Linked DNA regions of Homo sapiens: region 1 is linked to region 2. The links are chromatin loops, found by intact Hi-C in ENCODE. Cell type or tissue: gastrocnemius medialis. All regions are shown on one strand. Each heading gives the region's core, and the rest is flanking DNA. Links, peaks and the distances in the headings are about the cores only.

Region 1 (5,373 bases), core at 285-5,284, 71 kb before region 2:
CTGGTCCAAGATTTCTTGGAATTTTAGGACTTTATGGCTGAATGTGAACCCAGTGAGTATCTTCTCCACTGATTTTTAACCTCTCAGGGGATGTGGATAGCCTTGAAATCTTGGTAAAATCTGTAAACCTCTCCCCGGAAAAACTTACACACAAATACTATTCTGGGTAAAATTTCCAGGGATTTGTGGACTGCTACCACCTTAAGGTTCTTCTTGCTCTGGTACAGCCGCTGGGTTGAATAGATGAGGAAGTTGAGGCCCAGAGAGTTAGGGCAATGTGCACAGAGTCATAACACTATGAGGACAAGGGCCGTCTCCTAGGTCCTGTCTACACCCTTTCCAACACGCCAAACCATTACTGACTGCTGCATCACATTAGGTGCCCAAATCCTCTCATCTCTTTCTCTTCCTCCTATTCCCCTCTTCTTTTAGATTTCCTGCTTATCGTTTTATTGCTGTGGATATACACCTAGATGGTACAACTAGGAGCGTAGATACTCTCCTACACTCCTAATTGGCCCCCTCTCCTACCCTCACCAGGTTTTTTTTTTTCCTTTTTTTTTTTAATCCTAAATCGTTGCTCATTTTTCCAGTGTCAGCCTTCTGGAGTTGCCTTCCCTGTTGCAGGCTGGCCCAGCTGTCCCATCCTCAGGAACACAGTCCCTCCTCCCTGGCAGCCTCTCCTCTGACTTCTCCCCGCTGGGGCTGGGAGGCTCTGGGTTCCTTGCTCTCTCTGTCAGGCCTTGGCTCCCTTATCCTCTCCTTGGACTGATGAGCTGCTCCTTCCCCTACTCCTAAAGATCTCAGGCTCTTTATTTTTTTATTATTCTTGATAGAAATTGGGAGATATTAGTGGTGGCATATATACGTATTTTTAAATTGTGGTAAAACATATATCACATAAAATTTGCCATCTTAAGCATTTTTAAGCACCCCTGATAGCTCTCAATGACACCCTGCGCTGGCTGTCCTGGAGTCACCTGGGGGAGGGAGGGAATGGGTTGCTAGATGGTGCATGTCAGTAATTTGCCTTGGTGTTTGATGACATTAAGTATATTCGCATTGTTGTGCAACCATCACTGCCATCCATCCACAGAACGCCTTTCCTCTTGCAAAACTGAAACTCCGTAGTCAGTAAGCAACAACTCCCCAGTCCCTCATCCTCCACCTCAGCCTCTGGAAACCACTAGTCTACTTTCTATCTCTGTGAGTTTGACACTCTCAGTACCTTGTACAGGTGGAACCATACAGTATTTGTCTTTTTGTGACTGGCTTATGTCACCTAGAATAGTATCCTCGAGGTTCATCCATGTTGTAGCATGTGTGAGAATTTCCTTCCTTCTTAAGGCTGAATCATATTCCATTGGATGTAGACGTATGCATGCCACATTGTGTCTGTCCACTCATCTGTTGATGGATACTGGGTTGCTCCCACTTTTGGCTGCTGTGAATAAAGCTGCTATGAACACAAGTGTACAAGTATCTGCTTCAGTCGCCACTTTTGCTTCCTTTGGGTTTATAGTATGTAAAAAGTGGAGGCATGTTTTTAAGGTGTCTTAATTATTTTCTGCTGTCCCTTAAGTCAATATTCATTTTCTTCATTAACGCCGTTTGAGCAACTACTGACCTCACTGGGTCTGTGGCACCTGCTGCAAAAGGCAGTTTCTCAGAGAGCCCCGGAGGAGCCACAGAGAACAGAAGAGACTTTCTACCAGCCTTGAAAGGCTCAGGAGGCCCCCTGCTGCCTCCACTGCTGGTCCTGGCTGGAGCAAGCCTGGGTTAGATGAGGGTTAGAACCCAGCTCAGCCGTGTATCAGTGGCATGGCATGACCTTGGGTAGTGTACTGCTCCTCTCCCCTCCTTTGCTTAAAAATCAGTTAAACAAAAAAGATACAATAGCCTTAACATTCTAGAGCAACTCAGTCCTGCACAACCTTCCACGATGACAGAAACGTGCTCCATCTGAGCCGTCCAGTATGACAGCCACTAGCTACATGTGCTGTTGAGCACTTGAAATGTGGTGAGTGAGAATGAGGACTGAATTTTACATTTCATTTCATTTTAATTAATTAGAATTCGAATTTTAAAAGTCACACGTGGCCCTTGGCTACCTTATTGCACCATGCAGCTATAGAGGATGAAAACGGGTGGCAGTCATGTAGTCCATAGAAGGAGCTCAGCAAGCCCAGTGTCTGGCACATAGTAAGCACTCAATAAATGTTTGCTATTATTAGGTCTTAGGTGTCTTGCTTTCTGGCCCACCACACCTGATGGCTCTCAATGACACCCCACACTGGCTGTCCCGGAGTCACCTGGGGGAGGGAGGGAAGGTGTTGCTGTATGGTCCATGTCAGTAATGAGCCTTGCACTGAATGTTTCTGGTCTGCTACTTTCCCTGGAGGGTCATGTGAGCCGGAGTGGTATGTGGCCTGCTTTGCAAGTGATTAACATGGTGTAAGCAATCTGCATAGAGAGAAAAAACCCTCGGTTGGTATTCCATTATTCTATTAGAGTTTCGGAGCCAGGATTAAGTGGACATGATTTCTTCCTATGGGCCATTAATTTTGTTTTATTGCTGGTCTGATGGCCATTACCCTTTTTTGCCAATGCATTCCCCCATTAGGTTTGTACAATTAACAAAATATGTGCTGTTAGGGCTTTGATAGGAGGAATGGGATGGAAATAAAAGGAGGGGGTGCAACCGCTACAGATTTGGGGGTGGGGAAAGTGTCCACAATGAAGGGAAGCCTTCAGCACCTGCCTTCTGGCCACTGGCATTCCTGGGAAACTGCAGTAAGACCTTTCCCCAGCTCTTTCCCGACTAGGAGTGGAGGAGTTGCCCAGGTGAGAGGGAGAGACACTTGGTGGGTCCATGTGGGAGCGGTGTTGGCATTTCCTGGCCCTCCTCCTCCAGCATGCAGCTGAGTACGGCACAGCTGAGAACATAATGCGACACCCCCACCACCCCCACACTATCACCTTGAACCCGATACTGCTCAGCAGGCAGCATGAGTCAGCCTCTAGGTGTCTGGCCCCGTGACGGGGGAGACTTCTGGGGCAACACCTGCCTTCTCTCTATGGGGCAAACAGGAGGACATGTGCCCAGTTAAAAGGAGGCGGCTGATACTCTACCTCATCCAATGATCGACATGTGGAAATGCAGAATTGGCATGTTTAGGTCATACAATTTCTGGAGAAAAGTTAGGAATCCAGATTTCTAAATGTGAAATTTTGCAAGGTTTAGATGTTGGCAGATATAAAAACACTGGACAGGCAAGAGTCAACCTTGGGGCTGGTAGTTGGCAACCTCTGCCAGTCAATAAGGAGTCGTGGAAGGGTACTAAAGGAGACATGGACAGATGAAAATTGTGTTTTAGGAAGATTCCCAGGGCAGGGTTGGTAGGGTGGATGCGCAAAAACAGTGTGAGGCTGGAGACAAGGAGAGTTGGGTTAATGACAATGGGATGGGTAGAAGAGCAGTGATGCTTCTGAGGGAGAATTAGTAAGTCTTGGGTCTTGGTGTTTTAGCACTACAGAGGATGTCCATGGGGCCAGGGGGGGCTTGCTTGTGAGCAGGCCCACCCTCATGCTCGAGGGTTTACCTCTGCTGAGACCAAGCCACTCTGTGAGCCCACACCACCCAGTGTATGTGAGTCTTCCCATCCCAGGCTTGGAGGGTAAATTGCTTGCTTCTGCCTGGTGTAGAAAGGTCATAAGTATGTCCACTTCTTCCTCCCATATGGGATAAATATTAAGGTTAACCCACCACTGCCAGCATTCCTAAGATAACTTCATATTCATACCTATACTGACAGGTCCAGGCCCAAGAGTCGAGGCTTGGCCTGGGCAGGGCCTGAGGGGTGTCACAGAGGAAGCCTTTCCAGGTCCTTTGCAACTGGGTGCCCAGCACTGCCTGTGGCACAGGGGGCTGAGGACTAGTGTGGAATTAGCATCCAGGCCCAGTGGGCTTTGAGGAAGGCCGTGCAGTACCCTCAGTGCTGGATGCATAAGAGTCTCAGAGGCAACAAGTTAGCACTAGGTAATTATATCTATTTAATTACATAACTATTGTGTCATTTAGAGCCTGCTGGTCAGGGGCCACAGTGCCTGACTGACAACCTCATGGAACAAGTGTAAGCAACTGCAAAACATTGTCAGGTGATGAGGGTGCACGGGTGGAACAGAGCAGGGACTCAGTGAGATATGGTGGGAGCTGCAGATACGCTGTTGGAGGGACGAGTGGTCCATCAGGTGTTTGCTCCTGGAATGGCCCATCTCAATCAGATTTTTCCACCAAAGTTTTGTTTCTCTTCTGGAAGGTTGGCTTATAGGCCTACAGAGGGCTTTGCAGAGGACAGGAGCATCCAGAGAGACTCTTAGTGTTCAAGAAGGAGTTGTCACAATTTGGTCCTCATCCCCAAAGTCTGGCTTGGGCAAGAATAGGAAAACTTGTCATGGGCAGTAGGATGAATGTAGAAGTCCTCAGTCTTCTGGATTTGCCTCTCTTTTTCCTATTCAGTTGCAGCCATTTTTTAATTAAGTTATTAATATGTCCTAGGCATTGCACAAATGAGATGGTACATGCACCATCTTATTTAAAGGTGCTACTGTTAGCACACTTTTAAAGATGAGAAAATTGAGGTTCATAGAAGCTAAGGTTAGGTAAATGATGGGCCCTGGCTTAAACCTGAAACTGTTTGACTCCAGCATCTTTACTCTTAACCTCAATGATACACCATGCTAGCAAGAGACTTAGTGCCCTCTCTGGAGGATTGGTTTGGGCAATCTCAGAGATTGTCAGATGGAGTTTTATTTTAAAGATCTGGTAGTTTAACTCTACTACTTTGCAGATGAGGAAACTGAGGCATACAGCGATTAAAGTTCCTTGTCCAAGATCAAACAGTAAGTTAATAACAGAGTCAGGGCATGAATCCATGTCTGGCTGACCCCCCGGTCTGGTGCTCTCTGTGTCAGACCTATGGCTTTGCTAAACCCCCAGCTAATCTTCCTCTTTACCTGGATATGTTTCATAGATGCCTGCACAGCTATCCTTGAGGATGCAGAGACAAGTTCTATCACGCTACCTCCTATGGGAAGCTTTCTTCTATCCCTCTCCCCGCCTCTTTTCCAAATAAGCATGACCATTCAACTCCCTCCTCATTTACCATTTCATAAATTCCCTCATATCTACAAATGTGAATCGCCAATCTCATTTATGATTCCATTTTATTTTCACGATGAATAAGACAAGCCTGAGTTCAAATTCTGGTTGCATTATTGCATGGCTGAAAGCCTTTGCCATGATTATTTGCCTGTGAGGATCACAGACAGCTGGCTTTGGAAGGCCCTAAAAACATCAGGCACATGGATGGT
Region 2 (5,373 bases), core at 66-5,065:
AGTAGATCATTTGACCTCAATTTGTTCTCATTCACTGATCCATAAAATATTTATTCACCACCTGAGTATGCCAGGCCTTCTGCTAATTTCTGGGGATCTACAATTGAATAGAAAATAATTCTTGATCTCCAGTCTAGTGGTGGCAACAGCAGTTTAAACAAAAGCTTAGAGCCATGTGCGGTATACTAGAAGTAGGAACTCATTAGTCTGACAGCATGAGTAGGAAAGTGCTTCATTCTGGAGAAGTCAGAGAAGGCTTCCTGGAGGAGGTGACATTTGCGATGACTCTTTGCAAATGAGTGTTGTGCACTTAAGGAAATTGGCTGTTCCTGGAAGGATGAAGACTAAGCTCTCGTACCTGGTGTATGGGTCCTCCACCTTCCTCACCAGCCTCATCTATGGCCAGCCCTTCGTCATAAACACAGACTTCTCATTACATCCTGCATGCATTATGCTATTTCCTGCCCTTGAAAATGCTGTTTCCTCTGTCTGGAACACAGTCTCTCTCCCCGCACACTATTTTTATTCCTTGAGGCTCAGCTCAGCGTCATCTCCTCGCCAGGATGAGCCTGGTGCCCATCTTTGAGCCCCATATCACCCTTCCCATAGATTAGCTCATTGTCACATTTCCATAACTCCCTGCAAACCATAACCCTTCTGAGGACAGTCTTAATCACCTTTGTTCTTGCTGGTGGGTGACATCCTGGGACCTGTCATATAATGAACAATGAATATACAACTGATGGCCCAAACTGAGCCTGTGCCAGAGAGGAAAAGAGGACTTTCAGAGCTTGGGAGGACCCAGGCACAGTGAGGGCACTGGGCAAGCAGTCGGTTGAGTAGGCCAGGCTGAATAAGCTGGAGTGAGAGCTCTGGGTCCCTCAGAAGGTGGCGTTAAGGAAACAGGCAGAGGCTGTTGGTTACCCCTGGGGCTGTGGAGGTTCAGACAGGGGTAGATGAAGGGCCTTGCATAGGATGCTCTTAAAGCTGGGCACTGGGAGACCTGGAAAATTCAGGCATCCCACTGAGTGACAACTTTGTGGACCACCTTGTGTATGCGTCACCAGGGATAGAGGCCCACACAGGATACCCTGGAAGCGGCGCGTTTGTCACAGGTTTGCAGGAGGCTTACCTGCTCCCTCCCTGAACACCTGGGCTGGCTCACCCCTCGGCCTGGCCACCAGAGTGGAGGGCTTTCTAAAACTGGACTGAGCTCCAAAGCAACAGCCCTGACTCTGGGGTGGGTGAAGTAGAAACTCAGCCTCCCTCTGTGTTCCCTCAGCTCCCCAGGAGCATTTATTTAGCCTGAGCTGTGCATAGACAGGCCTCCAGGCCCCCAGTTCTGAGCCGCTGAAAGGCCAGCCCTTAGCACAGTACCAGGGACCAGACAAATACTTGGGATGAATGAATGAATGAATTGATGGATGGATGGATGAATGAATGAATGAAGCCTACAGTGCAAGGCTGTCAGAAGAAGCCAAACAGTGGCCTCAGACTTTGGCTCGTGACCTTGACGTATTCCCGGGGTCTCCGCAACTCCTGTGGCACACTTGTAGGGCAGGCCTTCTTCGCCTCTTTCTTGTTCTTACCTGACCATTGGTTATCATGTCAGGAGGCCAAGAGACACCTGTCACCTTTCTCCAGATCAAGCCCTGTGTTAGGCTATTCTTGCATTGCCATCGAGAAGTACCTAAGGCTGGGTAATTTATAAAGAAAGAGGTGTATTTGGCTCACAGTTCTGCAGGCTGTACAAGCATGGTGCCAGCATCTTCTCGGGTTTGGGGAGGCCTCTGGGAGCTTTTACTCTTGGTGGAAGGCAAAGGGGGAGCAGGCATGTCACCTGGCAAGAGCAGGAGCAAGAGAGATCAGGGAGGTGCCACACACTTTTACACAAGCAGCTCTTGAGTGAACTACCAGAGCAAGAAACTCACTCATTCCCATGGGGAGAGCACCAAGCCGTTCATGAGGAACCCACCTCCACGATCTGAACACCTCCCGCCCAGCCCCACCTCCGACACTGGGGTCACATTTCAGCATGAGATTTGGAGGGGACAAACATCCAAACTAGGTCACACTCTAAACCCAGCTGTAGTCTGAGTGCGTAACTCTGGTTGCCTGCTTCCCCTCCCTGGGCACAAGACGAGGAGCCAGCTACATGAGCCTCTCAGCTGTCTCGGTGGAGAAATGGAGAGCTGACTGAGGCCAGGGAAGGGCGGGGTGACAGAGGAAGCTGTGCTCTGCTGGGCATCAGGAGAGGTGGGTTTGGGCACTGGCAGTGCCACTACTCCTGACCTTAGACAATCCATTAGCATCTCTGAGCCTCAACATACTTGTTGGTTAAATGGGGTTAATTATATCTGCCATGTTGGTCTCAAAGATTGTTGGGAAAAATTAAAGGATGTGGAAGTGTTTCACAAACTGTGCTGGTAGATGCCTGAAGTCGTTTTCCTGGGGTCCTCCTTCTTACCCGATTTGGAGAGGGTGAGCGTTGGGGATATGGCTGGATCCCCTCGCATCCCCCCACCGGGCTGCTCTGCTTTCCTGAGCCTCGGTTCTGAGCCAGAAGCGACCGTGGGGCTTCCCAAAAGCTGTGGAACAAACCAAAAGCAGCCTGGTCTCTTCCCCATCTCACCGTCTGTTTCTGAGACACCCTGTCTGCTGCCCCTCACGACAGGGCTGTGCTTGATAGAAGGTGAGCCTTAGGCCTGTGGGAGGATGACTCTCCTTCTCCACAAATGGTTGGCACATGGTTAGCCCTGGTTGGTTGTCCAGGGGTGGAGTCACCGGCCTGTCAACCAGCATCCTGCACCTGTCTGGCCTTCGGGGCCGTGTGAGCGGTTGGAGAGGGGACCAAGGAGCTGAAATGAGGGCTCCCATCCTGATTTTGGAGTGGCTTCTTTGGAGAGTCTGCTTTTGAAAGAGCAAAGGTGGCCGAGCCTAAGGCTGCAGACTTCTCTTTTTCTACCCTCTTTATCTCTGTTTTGACCCCTCCCTACCAGGCAATGACCACTACTACTACTAATAATAGCAATAGCAGCTGGCAGTTTTTGAATACTGTGCCTGGCACTGTGCTAAACACATTACATGTATTACTCTATTTAATCCTCTCTAGGGATATTAGTATCCCCATTTTACAGATGAGGCCATTGAGGCAGAGAGAGGTTAAGCAGCTTCCCACAGTTCTCCAGCTGGCAAGCAACAGAACCAAGATTTAAGCCCTGGCATTTTGGTTCCCAAGCCCAGGCTCTTAATCACCATTACATGAAAAGGAGGAAAGGTGTGTGCGTGCACAGAGAGAGAGAAAAAGAGAGACAGAGAGACAGAGAGAGACAGAAAGAGAGAGACAGAGACAGAAACAGAGAGAGACAGAGAAACAAAGAGACAGAGAGACAGAGAGAGAGTCGGGTGCAGGAGAGGGGAGGGAGGGAAAGTTGAAAATACCTGCTTCTGAAACTACGTACTGTTTATCCCAATAAACTCTCCCCAGATCCCAACAGGCAGGGCCCTGCATTTTTTCCTCTATAGGGAAACCTGAAAGCTAAGCTTCCAGACTCAGGAAAAGCTACTTGGAGCCAGAACACACTACTTGGCATGTTGCAGGCATTTAATATTTTTTAGATGACTCAGAGGATGGATGGACAAATGAATACACTTCTGGCCTAGGTGTCAGGAGAGGAGGTCTTAAGCTCTAGCGAGATTGCAGTGTGTGGCCCTGGGCAAGTCTTGTGCTCTATCCTCGTCCCCTCCTCCAGGAAATGAAAGTGCTGATAATAGATGCTTATCTCAGCCCCAGGCCAAAATGTGCTGTACAAGTTGAGAATGTGAGCTTGAAGGTGTCACTGGCTCTGCTAACTTCCAGGGCTCTGGGCTGGCTCTGGTTCAGGGAGCGCTGTTTGGAGCTCAGATCAGATGCTGCCAATCCACTGCTGGGACTGCCTAGGAAAGGACTCCAGGCAGTAGGGACAGAAGGACAGACAGAAACTATCTGGGCCCACCCTGGACACCTCAGGTGTTCGAGATCCTCCAGCCCATATGCCCCGGGGGCAACTAAAGCCAGGCTGTCCTTTGCCTTGGATAGGACTCTACCCAAAGACTCTTGGGTAGAGACAGGGCCTCCCAAGCAGGGTAGACTTCTTCTGCTTGCAAGAAAGAGTGTAGTATCTGATTTCACTTCCCACAGCTGGCAGCATCAAATCGATATTTTTCCGTGGTGCAGACAGAGTAAAGAGAGAATAAAGTGTTGAATTGTTTGGCATTATCAAGGATTTCAGCTCCCCAGGACTCCTGCATAAAGAGATGGAAATTTTAGCTGCCAGAGCCAAGAAACACACGCAAGTATATGAATTTGTTACATATTATCTTTCCTTCTTCCAAACAGCCCTGGAAATGTCAAAAGATCATCTATTGTTTCATTAAAAATAAAAAATAAAAAAGAACAGTTTGGGTTTGGTGGACTCAGCTTGGGCACAAGGCAGGTGGTGCCAGGCCAGTGGAGAGGAGACAGAAGTGATTTTCTAGGACAACCTTCCAGAGGCAAAGCCATCTTTCTAATTCTCCCTTTCTGGGTGTTGATTTTGCAGATGTAATTTAAGCCAGGGAAAGCGTGCTCTTATACATTTGCCCAGACTCAGTCATTTTGGCCAACATTTACTAGGCACCTACTGTGTGCAAAGTTCGGGGCATGGTCCCTCTGGAGATCCCAGTGTGTGTTAGCGAGAGCATCGCTGCAAGGAGTTCAGGGCCAGTGCTTGTCTGACTGGGGCTAAGAGTGGCCATGGCATCTCAGACGCAGTTCGCCAGCTGCCTGGAGAATCCTGAGTCCATGGAGGGGCTATGCTGCCTGGAGGAGGTCCAGAGAGGCCTCACAGAGAAGGGGACATCTGGGTGGGGCCTGGAAGGATGAGTGGACTCCCACAGAGGATGGGAGCTGCAGCATCGCAGGCAAAGAGAACAGAGCAGGTGATGTAAATTGAAAGGCCACATTCAGCCTGGACCTAGAAGTTGGGCCTGGAGAGGTGGAGAGGACAGGAGCTTCCTCTCCAGCCATGCACTGACCAGCCATGATCTGACCAGCCCCTGACAATCAAGTGAGTGACTGAGGCCACGTCTAGTCCACGATCTGCTATGCACACTCTCCTCTGATGCTGATGGGTGCAATTTCCCACCTTCGGGCTGCACACTACCCCTCACAGCCTTTAGCCGGCTGGCCCAGCTCACCTGCTGCTGGACTCACAGGCTTCTAGAGAGGAAGCCAGCCTCTGGCTGTCAGGAAGCTCTCGGCCACCCCCATGTACTGGTGGGGCCATGCAGCCAAGGGGATTGAGTCAGGCCCTCCAGAGTATTGGGGGTGTTTAAAACAAGGCTGTCCCCAAT

The links. A loop is a pair of places that touch in the nucleus more often than their neighbours do. Peaks named below come from ENCODE experiments on the same cell type or tissue, not always from the same donor. Only the 100,000 strongest peaks of a DNase experiment are listed, where the experiment ranks them.
Region 1: it touches region 2 in a loop (5-fold over the local background); 3 of 110 quality-filtered maps call a loop at or near these places.

What each region holds. Positions count from the first base shown.
Region 1 is chr11:125,226,223-125,231,595 of GRCh38, forward strand. The region is part of intron 1 of PKNOX2 (PBX/knotted 1 homeobox 2); the gene reads left to right. Among named protein-coding and RNA genes, the nearest start is that of PKNOX2-AS1, 38 kb to the right of the region's middle. RefSeq lists an enhancer at 2,414-3,408. In gastrocnemius medialis, for the core only: no CTCF peak of the experiment used is centred there; DNase peaks (open chromatin) are centred at 3,029 and 4,139; H3K27ac peaks cover 1,364 bases.
Region 2 is chr11:125,297,271-125,302,643 of GRCh38, forward strand. All of the region lies in intron 2 of PKNOX2 (PBX/knotted 1 homeobox 2), which reads left to right. Among named protein-coding and RNA genes, the nearest start is that of PKNOX2-AS1, 33 kb to the left of the region's middle. In gastrocnemius medialis, for the core only: no CTCF peak of the experiment used is centred there; DNase peaks (open chromatin) are centred at 2,141, 2,758 and 3,761; H3K27ac peaks cover 3,633 bases.